Linked DNA regions of Homo sapiens: region 2 is linked to region 1. Evidence: read pairs that join two places in POLR2A ChIA-PET (ENCODE). Cell type or tissue: Caco-2. All regions are shown on one strand. Links, peaks and the distances in the headings refer to the core of each region. The heading gives the core; the rest is flanking DNA.

Region 1 (8,861 bases), core at 1,796-6,795:
CTTACTCGACATCTAGGAATATGGTCAATTTTTATTCTTCTGCCTTTACACTTTTTGATAAATTCCAAAGTTCCTTACAATGAATTTATGTCATTTCTACCATTGGAAAAAAACCTCTCATTGTTTGTAAAAAAAAAAAAAAAAAAAAGTGAGAGAATGCAACTGGCTGCTTATCCTTCAAGAAAATATCGGGCTCTTGTGCACTGGGTGATTTTTTTCTTTCTGGTCAAAAGTTTGTAGAAAGGGAGAAACTGTGTTTCCTGGGAAAAGCCACCAGCTTCTAACCATGAACGGGTGTTCAGAGCATGAGTCTGTTTTGGAATTTCCAAAAAGCATACAAGAATAAGGCTCTGGCTGAACATCCTTTTCCTATATGGATTGCACATAATCAATAGACCTAGAAGCACTTATTGAACACATCCTGTGAACATCATTGCACTAAGAGCTATTCGAAACAAATGGCAAGGGCTTTTCCATGCCATTTATAACTAAGCCCTGTGGCAATGACATAAACATATGAAAAGATGACCATGAATAGAGGCCGTAATTAATTTCCAAATACAAAATGTAGGTATCTAGAAAAGGAAGAAGCTCACGCAAAACCTGAGTGGCGAGGAAAGGCTTTGCAGAGAAGGGCTCAGCCTTGAAAAAAAGATGGAGCAAGAAGAGGTACGGTATGGGAAAGAATGGTTTTACTGGGTTTGAGTGGTAGAATACTGAAAAACAAAGATCAGAAGGAAAGGCTGGGCAGGCCCAGCCTGAGGAGCATCTCAACTCCCGAATGACATTTGATCGCCTCACTGGATGTCTATTTTATGTTAGATGCTCCATAAGGCCATATAGCACAGTGGTTAAGAGCACTGAGTTCTAGAATCAGAGCACCTGGATTCAAACCAACTCTGATGCTTACTAGCTCTGTGATCTTGGATAAGTCACCTAAGCTCTCAGTTTCCACATATATAAAATGAGGATAACAACAGTACTCACCACACAGGGTTATCGGGATGATTAAGTATGCATGTGTAAGGACTGAATAAATGTTCAAATGTTGGCATGGCACTGGGCACACAATGGAATAATGTCTGCTTGCATTAAGCAGTGCTATGAGACTTTTTTAAAGTGTGCATTCTTATTTTAAAATCTTTGTGAGGTCTATAAAAGAATGTGCCCACCTTTGGAACTACAATGGCCTGAACATAAATGAGTTGTTTTTTGACGACTAACCACCCTGCAATGGGTCTCAGAGTCATCATTATATACCACCCTTCTCACAGTGTGGACCAATAATAATAACAACAACAACAGCAACAACAGCTTTGTATAGCAACCAAGGGTTTACAAAAGGCTTCTATCTCATTCACAAGAATTCCATGAGGTAAGCCAGACAAGAATCAGGATGGAGGCAAGACGAGGACCCAGGGTTTCTGCGTTCTTGTCTAGGACTCTTTATAGCTTACAAAGTAGCCTATGAAGAGACAGACCAAATACAAACTGATCCTTAGACTCAACCTGGAAGTTAATTCCTTATAAATGAACATCTGATGTGAGATAGTCTGGTTGTGATTTGACTTAGACAGAAATGGAGTAGATTACTTAGAAATTTAAACTCTTAATAAACCATTGAAGTTTTGATGTCCAATGTTCACACATACCTTGAAAAAGAGATGGAGTTGGAAGACATATGGTATGAGAAAGAAAGATTTTACTGGGTTTGAGTGGCAGAATACTGAAGAACAAGGATCAGAAGGAAAGGCTGGGTGGGCCCAACCTGAGGAGCACCTCAACTCCCAAATGATGTCTGATCACCTCACTGAATGTCTATTTTGTGCTAGATGCTCCATAACGCCATATAGCACAGTGGTTAAGAGCACTGAGATCTGGAATCAGAGTACCTGGATTCAAACCAAGTCTGATGCTTACTAGCTCTGTGAAGATACCTCTGATTTTCAGTATTCAACTATTCAGTAGCTGAATTTTTGTCTTGCTTTAGATTTGAAAGGAAAGTAACAAAGAGGGCATTGCTATTATTTGATTGTAGTTTGAATCCCTGCTTGTCTAATTCCAGGAAGTTCCAGTTAATAATATACAACCAAATCAAATAACATATTGATGGAGGTTATACATGGGTAGAGGCAGGCAAAGCAACATCTACAAACCCCACTGGGAAACAGTTACCAGACACAAGCTAAAAATGTATTCAGTTGTCCAACAATATGAACCAAGGAAGTTCTTTTTTGAGATGGAGTCTTGCTCTATTGCCCAGGCTGGAGTGCAGTAGCATGATCTCGGCTCACTGCAACCTCTGCCTCCCAGGTACAAGCAATTCTCCTGTCTCACCCTCCTGAGTAGCTGGGATTACAGGTGCCTGCCACACCATGCCTGGCTAATTTTTTCGTATTTTTAGTTGAGACAGGGTTTCACCATGTTGGCAAGGCTGGTTTCGAACTCCTGACCTCAAGTGACACACCTGCCTCAGTCTCCAAAAGTGCTGGGATTAGAAGTATGAGCCACCACGCCCGGCCAAGCCAAGGAAATTCTAAGGTGAAACCCTGAAAAACAGAAAGTTCATGTTCCAAATATGTGAAATCAACGGAGTCCTTTCCAAATCAGATATCTGAACACAGGACCCAGGTTTTCCTCCTTGTTTTATCCAATAGTATAATTACTGCAATCATCACTTAATAACATATAGCTTTTAAATTACAAACCACATCCTTACCTCTAGGGAATATATGTAAAAATCTTTCCATTAAAATGCTAACATTGCTGGGCACAGTGGCTCACGCCTGTAATCCCAGCACTTTGGGAGGCCAAGCAGGTAGATCACGAGGTCAGGAGATCAAGACCATCCTGGCTAACACAGTGAAAACCCGTCTACTAAAAATACAAAAATTTAGCCGGGCGTGGTGGCACGCCAGCTACCCAGGAGGCTGAGACAGGAGAATCGCTTGAACCCGGGAGGTGGAGGTTGCAGTGAGCCGAGACTGCACCACTGCACTCCAGCCTGGGCAACAGAGCGAGACTCCGTCTCAAAAAAAAAAAAAAACCCAAAAACAAAAAACTAACATTAATAAAGTTTAGCACCAAATTGCTCTACCTGAGGTTGAACGGTAATGCTTTAGTTTAATTCCCTTCGGAACACATTATCTACTTTTTGGGTAGAGTTCTATCCTGATGTATTTCTTACTGGGGAGTTCAAAGAACAAAGAGCATAGTTGAGAATGAATTGAGATGAACTCAAACCAGAAACAAAGCATATCCACGAAAGGGAATAGATTATACAGGAAAGTAAGGATTAGGACCGATTCCTTTTCTAAATGACTGGCCACTGTTACAGCCTTATTCTGTTGTCAACAGTACTTCTGCTGTTAACTGAGCTTACACACAGTGTCAGTCAAGGTTTTCATTGAATAACAAGTGTGTGTGATTTCTAATACATGTGAGGCCCATTCTGACGCAGTATGTATTAAAATGAGCCAAGGGAACATCTACCAATGGCCCCTGTCGTTGCCTGCCTCACTGCTTTCCTGGATACATTTGCCTCAAGTGGACACAGCAGCTGGAGAGAGGGATGTAAAGCAAGACCTCCGTCACCCAGCATGCAGGAACATGAGTATTTACTGGCTCCATCTTCACTGTCAGAGAATACTACAGGGAGGATGAAACAGCTACCGCGATTAAAAACCTGCTCCCTTGAAAACAGCCATGCCACTGCTGTGCCACACAATGACCCTTTCAAGTCGGGTGCTGAGCTAGATCAGCACCTCTCCTGCAACTTCTTTGATGGCTCAGTGTAGACTGTACGGTGTGCCAGAGAGTCCAAGCACAGCTCCAGCAGGAATCTCCTGGAGCAGAAGGCTCAGGAGAAGATGAGAAGAACAGCTGCCTATTTTCTACCTCAACCACGGCCAATTTTGTGCTCCAGCCCTCCTTTTCCCATTCCAAGTGGCATATCCTTTCTTCCTCTGTCCCTCTATTTAACAGTCAGACAAGAATAATTTACTGGAAAATTGTTAAGTTATAAAAATAACCATGCTTTCTTTCACTTCTTTTCCCAAAAGTTTGTCTCCTAGAGCCAATCTTTAGAATCCAACTCTTGGTGTGTATTTTAGAAAACACCTTGAAGATGACGGTGGCTCAGAAGCACACTATGGTACATGCTGCTGCTATGGTCAGTGCTCTGTGCTCTTCAGTCCCACTTTCCAATACTGAAACTTGCTTCAACACAAGAATTTATATCAGACTGATATTGTCACAAGTTCCAAGGATCCCAGCTGACATCGCTGTGGCCCTGCTTGGGGGAAATAGAACTAAAAGACTTTATATTAATTCACTGGTATCTTTTAGTCCACTGACGATCATATAACACAGTTCAGTAGATTACTGGGAAAGTGAGGCACTAAGAACCCTGATGTTTTTGTTCCCAGAAAACCTGAAGCTCAAGACTGTGTATAGGGAAGCACTATAAATGACTTCTGACCCTCTGCTTGAAAAAAAAAAAACAAAAACAAAACAGCAACAAAACAAAAAACAAACTAAGAACGGATCAAGAAGTTCCTCAGGTTAGGTTTTAACACGAATCCTTAGCACATTATTATCTTTCTGCTCTAAAACTGGAGTTTGCACTTTAAATAGAGATTTCAATAAATTAATGCATTAGCTACAAAGAAATGGACTCAATTTAAATGACTAAGCAAGTGACCTGAATATTATTTCCTTTAAATAGCCTGAGCAACATGAAAAGAAAATACAAAAAGGAATCTGAGTAATGCCCTATGTCTACAAGATTCCATCTAAGTAGAGCATGTCTCCCACAATGTGACTCACAGGAGGCCTGCAGCTTCAGTTTTGAACAAACAAACGCACGTCTTCATTCAGCACAAAGCTAACTAGTGTTAGTTATACAGCTAACTAGTTATGCAGGCTATCCATATTTACATAATCAGAAACACATTGCTTTCAATAAGACAAGGCCCACTGAGTTACATATGACCCTAAGGTACGTGTATTTCAACGCATGTTAAACTGTACTTTTCAGAAAATCATTTTGTTTAACAAACTCTCAGCAGGCACCCTGATTAGACATAATCTATAAGGGCCCTTTGTCTCGAGCTACACTGCTCTGCTGTATGGGGCTCTCTTTGTGGTGATAATTGGTTTGGCTGTCCATTCCACCCATCAGGTGATAGAAAACTATCAATCAGCCTAAATGCAATGTGAGAGAAGTCTCGTTAGCCAATTAGTCAGTAATGAGAACATTAGCTAAGATATCTTCTGCAGAGGGCACCTTAGCCATTCCACTAGTCTGAGAAGATGACAGTCCCTATGTGATTAATAAAGATCACAGGATACTTCAGAAATTCTACATGGGTGAAGAAGAGAGTCAGAAAGAAATGCACTCGGAAATGCTGACTGTTTCTAGTGCTGCCAAGTGCTTTACGCAAAAACATTCCAAAACCACAGAACCACAGAACTTCAGAGCTGGAAAGGACCCTGAAGATGATTTGATCTCACACCTGCATTTTACAGATACGGCAGGGAGTGAAATGAATTGTCCAAGGTCACCCAGCTGGCTGGCAATGGTGCACCTCTTGTGGCTCCAAAGAAAAATATTTGGACTGATAAAAGCAAACAAAACAGGCAGCACATCAGTATGGAGAGATCCTACATGGCTTCTGATATTTTTATGGGTGTGTCTTTTTTCTCTACTGGTGGCAAGGATTATATGTTTTCCTTCCCTGACTTCCTAGGGCCAAACATGATCACTGTTTGTCCTGAGGAAGTATCACACATATTTAGAGCAATGGCTCCTAGGCCAGATTGCCTGGGTCCATAATGCCAGCTCTGCTACTTACTACACGTGTGACTTTGGACAAGTACTGAATGCCCTGTACCTCAGCTTCCCCATCTGTAAAAGAGGATAATAGTCCCTACCTCCCAGGGTTATGACAATAATTAAGAGTTAGTCTACATAAAACACAGGGAACAGAGGCTAGCACTTGCAAGCTCGGCTATTATTATTCATGAAGGTGCTTGTGAAATGACAGCTGCAACGACAGGGCAACTTCTGCATATACAGGAATAATACTAAGATAAGGCCTGGGCGTGGTGGCTCATGCTTGTAATCCCAGCACTTTGGGAGGCTGAGGTGGGCAGATCACGAGGTCAGGAGATCCGAGACCATCCTGGCTAACACGGGCTACTAAAAATACAAAAAATTAGCCAGGTGTGGCAGCATGCGCCTATGATCCCAGCTACTCGGGAGGATGAGGCAGGAGAATCCCTTGAACCTGGGAGGTGGAGGTTGCAGTGAGTCGAGATCGATCGTGCCACTGCACTCCAGCCTGAGAGACAGAGCAAGACTCCGTCTAAAAAAAAGAAAAAAAAGAAAAGATAAATTAAGGCAAATTAAACACAATGCCATAACTTTCTTGGGATGAAGACTGAGGGAAATCACAGAAAGAAGAGTAAATTCAAAGGGGAGAACCACACCAGCCTCACAGAAATTTCAGGAAGCATCGCTGAAGCTTTGGATGACAGTCCTATCATGTCCCAACCTGTCTGCTGGACTGCTCCCTGGTACGGTCAATTGGGCATGTTCTAGCGGAAATCCACAGGCCCACTAACTCCCACAGCCCACAGCCATGGAACCATGGCTGACCATGCATGGTGGTCTTTACCCTTGTGCCATGAGTGGTCTGAGGACTAAACATGCCTTGATCAGAAGCATTACCATTCTCTGAATCACCAGGCCCCTAACCTTGAAGGTTATGTCTCCTCTCCCAGAGGCTTTCGTTATCTGCTCCTCCTCTTGACCCCCATAGCACTGTAGGCACAGCCCACCCACCCCGACTGTGCAGGTGACATGGCATTGCCACTGCTTGTCTCATTCCATCTCTGTATTTCATACTGCCCTGCAATGCTGTCTGAATGCAGGGCCAGGCATGCATTTGACAAAGAGGCCACTTCAGTGGATTGTCCCAGAGTTAATACGCACCAAGCAACAAGAGCTACTCTGACATGGGTGCTAGTGCACTGCTGTACAATGCCTGGGATTTTCCTCTTTTACCTTTTAGGAGCAAAGATACTCTATTATCACCACTATCAACCTCTCCTCTTATCCCTACCCCTCAAGAAAGAAATGGAAACACGCAGGAAGTTCAAAGGCCAACTCATTTGCTACTGCTGGAGCGGGCAAACAACGCACACTCACAGAAACTAAATAAGTGAATGAGGAAAATGGAGTGCACAAAGACATGAGAGGACAGACCAGTGAGACCAGAATGCAGTCAACAAGAGAGGGGTTAGGGTCGAAAAGGCCCAGGAAAGGGGTGGGGTGCTACCGAATTCTGACTTTTTTCCTTTATAGGTATTTACTTATATCTGGTCTCAGAGACACACAGGGAGAAGAAGTGGGAGAGAGAGCATCTAACAAGATCCTTGAAGGCAGGAATGTTTTCCCATTTTCATTTCTATTCCATTGTAGTGTTGAGAGCAGCTCCAATCATCTGAAAGAGTGAATGGCTATTGGGTGGGAGGCAAAGGGAAACAAAGAAATATACCGTGAACTCCGGGACACATCTTAAAACTTGCCTAAACTCCAGAGAGGGAGGTACTCATCAAGTGCAGTCTTCAAAAATTATGTGGGATTCACAAACAGAACTCATCTCCAGGTAGAGGACAAGGGTCCCTCCCACCTGAACATCAACAAGTAATGCAACTCTCCCTCTCCTACACAACGTTTATATGGTTGATATCCACCAATCTGTCCATCCCTCCTTCCTCTAGCCCTTGGGCGCCACACTAAAATATTACATTCAACAGAAATTAGAAACTTCAAAGCACACCCCTTCAAAAAATCAACAATACAGGGTACGGTGATGAACAAAAGGACATTATAATTTTGTGGAAAATGCAAATGTTAAATTACACACAGAGTAATTGCCATATTTATGTCTTTCCTACTGACCTTATCTTGCCAGAGTAGGAGAATCAGTGTCAAGAATGAACTCTTTGCCGATTTAAATAGGATTCAAATATATATATTATGCATAATAATAGTCTCCTTTCACTTATTACATAAACATAAAACATTACCCTCCTTCTATTCTTGAGACGTTATGACAATCTGAGCTAATACATTTAATTCAACTCAAGTCCCTGAGAGAACAGAACTACAATTACTATTTAGCGAGTGTCTGACCCATTCTGCTTGTCTCTGAAATTGTCTATGAAACTTTCATGGAGGACACCAAGGAATCATTTTGTTGTTTGACAAAATGATTTGACTGTGAACATTTTTAAAATGCTTATATTCCCAACATTTAAAATAAGATTTTATTTTCTTTTATATAGATGGGAGTTATTTGATGTCCAATAATATGCATTTCTATACAAATGCATACAGAGGTATCTGAATTTTTGAGAGGTAAATTACACATTCTGTGAGTGGGTCTTGAAGCATCAACTTGAATGAGAATGGTTATATACATACCACTGGATAAATATGCCTTTGCTAGCTCAGACTTCATGGAGTAGGCCAGAGATAGGAAGGAAAAGAAGGAAGAAAGAGAACAGAGAGTGGAAGAGAGGCAGGGCATGGTGGCTCACCTCTGTAATACCAGCAGTTTGAGAGGCAGCGGTGGGTGGATTGCTTGAGGTCAGGAGTTTGAGACCAGCCTGGCCAACATGGCGAAACCCCGTCTCTACTAAAAATACAAAAATTAGCTGGGCTTGGTGGTGCACACCTGTAATCTCAGCTGCTCGGGAGGCTAAGGCAGACCAGGTTGAAGCTGGGAGGCAGAGGTTGCAGTGAGCCGAGATCACGCCACTGCACTCCAGCCTGGGCAACCGAGTGAGAC
Region 2 (8,861 bases), core at 1,515-6,514, 260 kb before region 1:
CTTTTTGCAGTGTCATTCCTAACTATTCCAGTGACCAGCCACCTTAAATGACTCAATGCATAAATAAAACATCAGGTAGTGAAGAAGTTCTTTCCTTCCCTGGAAGCGGGATAAGATTCTGTGGCCATGCACACAAAAGCTCCTATACTTTTCTCTCATTAGCAAATGCTGGGAAGAAATTCATTCAAACTTCAATCATTATTTTTTATGTAAGTATCTGGGACTACAGGATGTAAAATAAAGGGCAGAGTTCACTAGTTTATACACTGCTCCTCTAGAGTTTAGCTGGCGGAAATAATTTTCTGGTTGAGAAAACGGAAGATTGTAAAAGATTTCTCAGGAAACCCTTAGCGTATTTAACTGCAAATTCCCCAGCCTAGGACAGAGTTTCTTAATTAGGTAATCCAGAGGGACCACCTGTACCAGAATCAGCTACAGGTGCTTTGAAGATGTAGCTTTCGGGGGCCCATCCCAGATTTGGATCTCTGGGATGGGGCCCGAGTATCTTCAATTGGAACAAGCTCACCAGGTGATACACTGAAGTTTGGGAATCATTGCTATGTCTTGAAAGAAACATCCCACACCAGGTCACCTCTACTTAAAGTAAAAAAAAAAAAAAGTCCGGGCGCGGTGGCTCACGCCTGTAATCCCAGCACTTTGGGAGGCCGAGGTGGGCGGATCACGAGGTCAGCAGATCCAGACCATCCTGGCTAACACGGTGAAACCCCCGTCTCTACTAAAAATACAAAAAATTAGCTGGGCGCGGTGGCAGGTGCCTGTAGTTCCAGCTACTGGGGAAGCTGAGGCAGGAGAATGGCGTGAACCCGGGAGGCGCAGTTTGCAGTGAGCCGAGATCGCGCCACTGCACTCCAGCCTGGGTGACAGAGCGAGACTCCGTTCTCAAAAAAAAAAAAAAAAAAAAAAAAAAAGGTAAAAGGACCTACACTTCTTCAGGTGTAGCTCTTGCTTTCCTAGTTCACAGATATTTTTAAAGTTGTCTTTTTGTTTGTTAGTTTTTTTGAGACAGAATTTTGCTCTTGTTGCTTAGGCTGGAGTGCAGTGGCGCGATCTCGGCTCACTGCAACCTCCGCCTCCTGGGTTCAAGTAATTCTCCTGCCTCAGCCTCCCAAGTAGCTGGGATTACAGGTGCCCGCCACCACACTTGGCTAATTTTTCGTATTTTCAGTAGAGACACAGTTTCCCCATGTTGGCCAGGCTGGTCTCGAACTCCTGACCTCAGGTAATCCACCTGCCTCGGCCTCCCCAAGTGCAGGGATTACAGGTGTGAGCCACTGCGCCTGGCCAAAGTTATCTTAACATTATTGGCCCTCCATTAACTTGTATTATAGCAAGCATCAAGAGGATGAACTTCCCAGACGTAAAATGAGTCAGTCAATGTTCTGTCACTGGAGGTCTTCAAGCAGAGGCTGGAAAGCCACTTCTTAGGAATACCATAGGAAAGAATAAAGTATTGCTCACGCCTGTAATCCCAGCACTTTGGGAGGCCGAGGAGGGCAGATCACGAAGTCAGGAGTTCGAGACCAGCCTGGCCAAGATGGTGAAACCCCATCTCTACTTAAAAAAAAAAAAAAGAATAAAGTATCAGTAGAGGGCCCTAACCCTAAAATAATGTATCACATTTCCTCTAGCTCTATGATCATAGGATAATATTATAAGAAAATCAGCTTTAATATATCAAGTATTACATTTTAAAAAGTCTAAGCATATGCCCAGATTTTTTTGGTAGTTTTAAAAAGAAGCATGAAAGCCAATCTGTAAAACTGAAGTCCAGAAGCTGAGGATAGAACTATCAACAGGCTTCAGGATTCTTAGCCTTAATTCCAGCTCTGAAACGTATTGGCTCACCATACGCTCATGAAGACAAACAGAAAAAAGGCAGAAGAGTTCATCATCTTCACATTGCCCTACCCAGTCCCAAGCATCCTGTTATCTAATGGCACTGTGATGACTGCTAAGCCTTGTCACTCTTCGGAGTGGTGTTCATCAGATCAGAGACTTAAATCTCTCGCAATGCTTCAGGTTCTTCAACTGCAAAAGGGTATCACTAAATGCCCAGGGAAATACAATTTTCAAGAGGATAAATGCTTGACTGTGCTGGTTATTGGCACCTGTTTTCCATTTCCCTAGAGTTTCCTCTTCACTAGTCAAAAGTGTGCGTGTCCATGGATCTTTGCTACTACAGAAAAATAATTCCAACCCTAGGTAGTGCTAAGGATGGGGTAGCAGTGAGCACATTACCAAAAGGCTCAGCGTAAATGGGTACAGAAGATGAGCCTGTGCAAAACAAAATAAAAAAGGAGATTCTGAAGTTCCTCAATCAATTAAACTAACAATTCAGATAAACAGGAGAGTGAATCTGTGGAGTCTGAATTATCTGGCAACCTTTCCATGTATCATATTGACATAAAGATTGCCAAACCGCCCACTCTTCAATTCATGTTGTGTGGACTGTACTTAAACACCTCGATGGCTTTGGAACTCAGATTTGAGACAGGCACTTGAAGAAGATGACTGAGAAATGTTCAATTTGATGAAAAATTGCAAACAACCGGACCACTGTGAAACCATATGTATGGGTTGTTTCTAACTGGGTGCTTTACTTCTGAAACAGTTTTCAAGTTTGGGATCTAAAGCACATGGTCAGGAGTTCAAGCAAGCCATAGCAGGCCATCCTTTGCAGCAGGCCGTGTGAGCTTCATCTTTACAAACAAGGACAAGAGATGTGCCTGAGCCACAGAAAAGAGCAGCAGAGCACCAGGACTTGGCTCAGCTCCAAGTCAGAATGCTGAGCTCCAGAGCTGGGCTTTGGCTGTTCCTCTCACTGCAGGAGCAGAAATAATGGTCAAAATGTTCCTGACCTTGACTGTCTCATCTGAACAAATCCTCCTTGACAACTACTACACTTGGTAATTGTTTATTTAACTGGGCGATACTCTGTTACTGTCTCCTCCAAGTCTGTAAGCAACATGAGGGCAGGGATGACTTATGTCTATTTTGTTTACTGCTTTATCTGAAGTGGCCAGCACTGTGGCTGGCACGTAGTAGGAGTTCAATCCATATCTGCCAAAAGGATAAAGGAACAAATGAACCAATGAATGAATGAAGAGATAACAGACTCCAGAAGTAATTACAGCTGAATCCTATAGCCCACTTCTAAGAGTAGTAGCATTTTAGGAAGCCCTAGTATTTCAGCTTCAGAGATGGCTAAGTATAATTGTGTGAAGTCTGAAAAGGACTTAAACTCTGTCGCTCCATTAATGATCAAGACAGGAAGAGTCTTTAAGAAGAGAAAAAAATTGACGGAGGGGAGGATGGCAGAAGGAAAATCATGTTTAAGAACTAATAGAAGATTTATGATAGTAATTTTTAAATCTTAGACGTGAATTATTCTAAACCATGATAAAAGAATTTACTACAAATGGCAGTTGCAGAATGGCTTGAACTGCTATATGATATCTTATTGAATCTCCACACTGCAAAGTTGGTGGAAGTTAAGCTGTTTGTAACTTACTTTGGAGGAAAGAGAAATAAATGTGTATGTAAACGCTAATCAGGCCGATGATCTCTCTTTTGGTGCAATTTGATAGCTACACCTGGGATGGGGCCAAACTCTCTCCGGGGAAAGACTTCCTTTTAGAACACCAGCAATCCCCAGATCCATAATGGTGAATTACACGGGTCTGAGAATAAGAGGAAAAGTCACCATGACTAGAATGAAAGGATAATGCAAGGGTACTTGGGCTTCTCATGGCTGCATGGTATATGATTCTCTGGGTTTTATACTGCTCCTTCCTTAGCCCTCAGAACTCTTAATCCTATTTTCATTGCCCTAGGTAAACTGGGAAATATTTTCTCCTCCTTGACTGCAGTTACTCACACAATAAACAGGTAATAAACATTTTACTGCCCTAAGCAACCTCCTGCTAGGCAGGCAGTCAGAAGAGAAAAGGCTGTGCAAAATAACCCCCTACAGGATAAACTGTGGGGTACAAAGGATGAGAGTAACCCTTCAATAGAGCGCACCCTCTGTGGGTTCCAGGAGAGTGACTGGGAGCTGCTGGGACACATTAGCTGGCCCTTGCGGTCTAGATTCCTCTCTGCTTGAGGCTAGTAGGGAAGATTTGATTTCACCAAAAGGTAATTTAGTTGCCATTTCAAAGCTCTGTCTAGCTAAATTAAGGATGAGGAACGAAACTGGAGTTTACAATCTCCCAGGTTAAACCATGAGCTGTGGGCCCGGAAAGGAAAATAGGGGGCAGTTTGCAGCAGAGAGGAGTGGTTCGGGGGGCAGAATGATTCCGTTTGATTTCAGGTTTGCATTTTATTTTCCAAGGCATCCTTGTTTCATTGTTGTTGTTTCTATCTTTCCGGTATATCACGTCAAACTGTTGCTATCATCTGCTGACAGGGTGAAAAGCACGGTGGACATCCTTTGCCATCCTATTTTTCTTTCTGCTACACTCAGGGTTCCCTCAAAAGCCTTTTACCTTCAGCTTAGTTTAAAGCATTTTATGGTTCCGACTGCTTAGGAAATATTTCTAAGGTACAACTTGCAACTGTTAGGCTACTCTGCACCTTCCCCCAACTCAGGGAAATAGGGCAAAGCCAAATAATAATAAGATAAGCTCTGCTTCTACGGCTGCCATTTAACTTATTTATGGGAAATAAAAATCTTACATAAATATTTCCCACCAAATAGCATGCCAAATCAGAATGTATTAACCCAAGGCAAATGATAAATGCATCTGCACAGACAATCTTCCAATGCATGTAGGCTGAAAAAATGATTATTTTGTAAATCAACAGTTCTTTGATGTCAATTGCTGTTAATTTATGGTATTTTGCTCTAATTTTATTTTGGGATATTTATTTTTGTTGTATTTTGTTGCAGAGGTGTTGTGATGGTCTAGGAAGAGCCGTAACATGCTGATATGTCTAAATTAGAGAGAAATTTGAGATCTGATTATGTCTGAAATGGCTCCTGTCGTGATACAGTGCCCTGGAAACCTCCTACATTCCCTTTCTGCTTTCTCTGGAACCCTTCTTGGGAGGGTTAAGGAAGTGACTCTGCAGATTAGGTGATAAGTGATTAGAAAGCACTCCGAAGACCACACTGATAGATAAGTGAAAAATAACAAAGCTCCCGGCAGCTTTAGGGAAAAGTGCAGAGCTGCAGCCACTGGCCATTTTATCAGAGGCTCTTAGGTAGACTGAGGCTTTCCCTGAACAGTGTTTGGATGATCCCCACAAAAACAGGATGGAAACACACTCAAAGCAGATACGCGCAAAATGGTGCATTTAAACCCCAAAACAAAAGGCACCAAAACTGGATGGCAAAGCCTGGGCATAGACAGAAGCCAGGGGCAGAGGTCACAGGGCCAAGGATCAGCCAGATATGGCTTCCTGGGATGGCTTAGAAAAAGAGTGACATGTAAAGGCCAGGAAGCACTCTTTGTTTTACTGGCGTGACACTGTTATTTGACTTCTGTGTCCTACTTTGGCTCCAGCATCTACAAAATGGCATGTAAAAAACTTATAGGGGCACAGAGGGCAGCAATAGCCATAATTAAAGGGATGGAAGAAAGGTTCTCCAAAGCAAGATGAAAGGAATTGCATTGTTTATCCTGGAGGAAAAAAGGTTAAGGGGTGACAGTGACTGTATTCAAATATAGGAAGGGTTTTGGAGGGACACTCATCCACTCCTCTGCAGGGTTTGGGGGAGGAAGAACTGACAAAAAGCAACAGGTTTAAATGAAATGCTGATGTGGTACAGGGCCCTGGAAAAGCTGACGGTTCTTCAGACAGAAGGAAGAACTTATGGAAAGGCAGGGTAACCCAAAATATAGGCTGACTAACATGGATCTTAGACTTAATATGTCCAAAATAGAATTTCCGGTTCTTTGCTCCCCACTCCTGAAAACAATACCAACATCTACTGTGTTGGCCAAGTAAACATTTCAAGAAATCATTCACATTTCCTTCCCTCCTCTACCTGCTCCAAATCCAGTCCTTCAGCAGACCTTGCCACAAGAAGATCTGAATTTGATCAGTCTTCAGTCTCCACTGCCACTTCCCCAGTCCAAGCCATCATCATCACTTGCTTGGACCCAGCCAGGAGGAACCTTATATTCTCCTTCAATCCATTCTCCAGACACCTGCTTTAAAACATTTATATTTATTTATCTGAGACATGGTTTCTCTCTGTCGCCCAGGCTGGAGTGCAGCAGCATCATCATGGCTCACAGAAGCCCTGACTCCCTGGGTTCAAGCAATCCTCTTGCCTCAGCCACCCAAGTAACTGGGACTCCAGGCATGCACCATGGTGCCCAGCCCGGGTGCTTTTTAGAGCATAAATCAGACGATGTTACTTGCCTGCTTAACACTATTCAAAGACTTCCCATAATGCTTAAAACTCGCACTTTTGACCATGGTCTTCCAGGCTGTGCATCAGCTGGCTCCTGCCCTCTGCTGAACCCTTATCTTACCCACCCTTCTCTCCCTGCTGCTCTCTTGAGCCACATTGACCTTCTTGCTGTTCCTGAAAAGCCAGCTTTGCTCTCTTTGTGCCAGCTGCTCCCTTGGCTGGAACACTCTTGACCTAGCTCTTCCCTTGGCTGGCTCCTTTTGTCATTCTGTCTCAGCTCAAGTGTCACCTCCATGGGCCTTCTCTGGCTACTAGAAAGTGCACACTCTGAGAGTGAGAACTTTATCCACCTTGTTCATGACGGTATTCTCAAGCCTTGGACAGGCAACTGACACGCTGGGGTGATGCAATGAATATTGGTTGAATGAAAAAATAAAATGATGAATAAAAGAATACCGTGATAAAAGTAGGTTGTTACTTGCTATCCCAAGAGAGCTGGAGATGAGAAAAAGAAAGTGTTGTGCATGGTTTATACCACCATGGACTAGATGATATTTTGGACTTAGAGATTCACAGGGCTGTGCACTTTTGAAGTGAAGTGAGGGCCTTGCCTCCTCCATTGAGGTCCCAGAGAAGAGTAAAACCCAGTGGGGCATCATCCTTATCAGGGTCAGAGAATTTTAGGGGAGTTTCTCTGAGCAAGAGAAAAAGCACAGAGGGCTGACCTTAAGTCTCAGAGGGCAGCCACAGTGGAAGGAGAAAAAGATGGGGATTTAAGATCTGCTATCTCACTTGAAAACCATTGAGTTGGATCACCTGTCAGGATGAATTGAAGTTACTATTTTCCTTCTTCTTCATAAAGAATCGTTAGAGACTGGGTACCTCCCTTACTCTTCCTGAGGGCGAATCTCTAGCACTACCTCCATAACATTTATAAGGCCCTTGTGGTTCCACGTTCCCACAGAAAATGCTATGAGCTGGCCAGGCACAGTGGCTCATGCCTGTAATCCCAGCATTTTGGGAGGCCGAGGTGGGTGGATCACGAGGTCAAGAGACGGAGACCATCCTGGCCAACATGGTGAAACCCCGTCTCTACTAAAAATACAAAAATTAGCTGGGTGTGGTGGCAGGCACCTGTAGTCCCAGCTACTTGGGAGGCTGAGGCAGGAGAATCGCTTGAACCCAGGAGGTGGAGGTTGCAGTGAGCCGAGATGGCGCCACTGCATTCCAGCCTGGGTGACAGAGCGAGACTCCACCTCAAAAAAAAAAAAAAAAAGAAAAAGAAAATGCTGTGAGCTATTCTAAATCTGCCTTTACACAGCCTACTTTGATTCAGAATTGGACAAAAGAGGGTTGGAAGGACTCTTGGAATATATGACTGCAAGGTTTCTGTAGGCCGTGCACACATACAATGGCTGACCATTGCCCCAGCCAGTTAGCCAAGGCCTTTTGAGCAAGGTTGATGTAATCTATTTTATTTTTGCCCTAATTTCCCTAAAGAGCTGAGGAATAGTCTTTGGGGGGGCTCTATAAATGCTAATGATTGATTCACACACCTCACAGAAGGCATAACTCTGGTAGGTTTTTAGTTGGCTTTGCTGCTCTTCAGTTCAAAATCCCAAAGTGTTATCATCAGGTGGCTGGTGGAGTGGAAGATAATGGAAATAAATTTAGAAACTTAATTTAAAAATAATTTGTGAGCCCCATCACCCCAAAAGTCCTAGTGGTCACAATTTTAATTATGTCTTTCAGGTTTATAGCCCTGATTTTTTACATTTAAGATTGTTTCTAAAATGTTTGAGAATGGTCAGTAAAAATCTCCTCACATTTAGAAATACAAGTTACTATTTACTGCCCATATTAAAAAGTATTTCTTAGACTGCATCTGTATCCTGGGATCTGCCAGCAATACACATGACCATAGGATAGGAGGACAGACCGGAACACGGACTGGATTCTTTATAAATCAATAATCAGCGGAGGGGTGAGGGGCTGTCACTTTGGTGATTTCATTTTCAGCCACAGCTGGCCAGATTGCTTTTTGGAAAATAAAAGTCATGGCAAATTGAGCTTGACAATAACCAGGCTTGACTATGGAGGCCCTTTCTCCACCCTGCAATCAGAATGAGTGGAGGAGGGGAGGCCGACAGGGAAAGATGTTTCCCCGAATCTGTCACAGATCAGTCTTCGTTATGTTGTAGGGCGCAAGCCATATGCTGCTACTGTAAGTGCTGTTCTCTGTCAGCTTGCAGACTCTGCTCTGTTCCCTCGCCCCTAGGCCAGCAGATGCGCTGCCATTCCTGACTTCCAGTTCCTTATGAAGACCATGTAACCTAGAGCCATGCTGTCCGAGGCGGTACCCACTATTTACATTTAAATTTAATAAAATTAAAAATTCATTTCTGCAGGCGTGTCAGCCACTTTTCAAGTGTTCATAGCCACACTTGGCTAGTGGCTACTATATTGGGCTGTGCAG

What was found. Peaks named below come from ENCODE experiments on the same cell type or tissue, not always from the same donor. Only the 100,000 strongest peaks of a DNase experiment are listed, where the experiment ranks them.
Region 2: POLR2A ChIA-PET joins it to region 1 with 9 read pairs; 3 of 35 experiments call an interaction of 5 or more read pairs at or near these places.

The regions. Positions count from the first base shown.
Region 1 is chr4:140,032,752-140,041,612 of GRCh38, forward strand. The region is part of intron 1 of MAML3 (mastermind like transcriptional coactivator 3); the gene reads right to left. The region is part of intron 1 of LOC124900783 (a long non-coding RNA gene); the gene reads left to right. Among named protein-coding and RNA genes, the nearest start is that of MAML3-AS1, 91 kb to the right of the region's middle. In Caco-2, for the core only: no CTCF peak of the experiment used is centred there; a DNase peak (open chromatin) is centred at 4,840.
Region 2 is chr4:139,771,339-139,780,199 of GRCh38, forward strand. All of the region lies in intron 2 of MAML3 (mastermind like transcriptional coactivator 3), which reads right to left. Among named protein-coding and RNA genes, the nearest start is that of MGST2, 110 kb to the left of the region's middle. In Caco-2, for the core only: no CTCF peak of the experiment used is centred there; no DNase peak of the experiment used is centred there.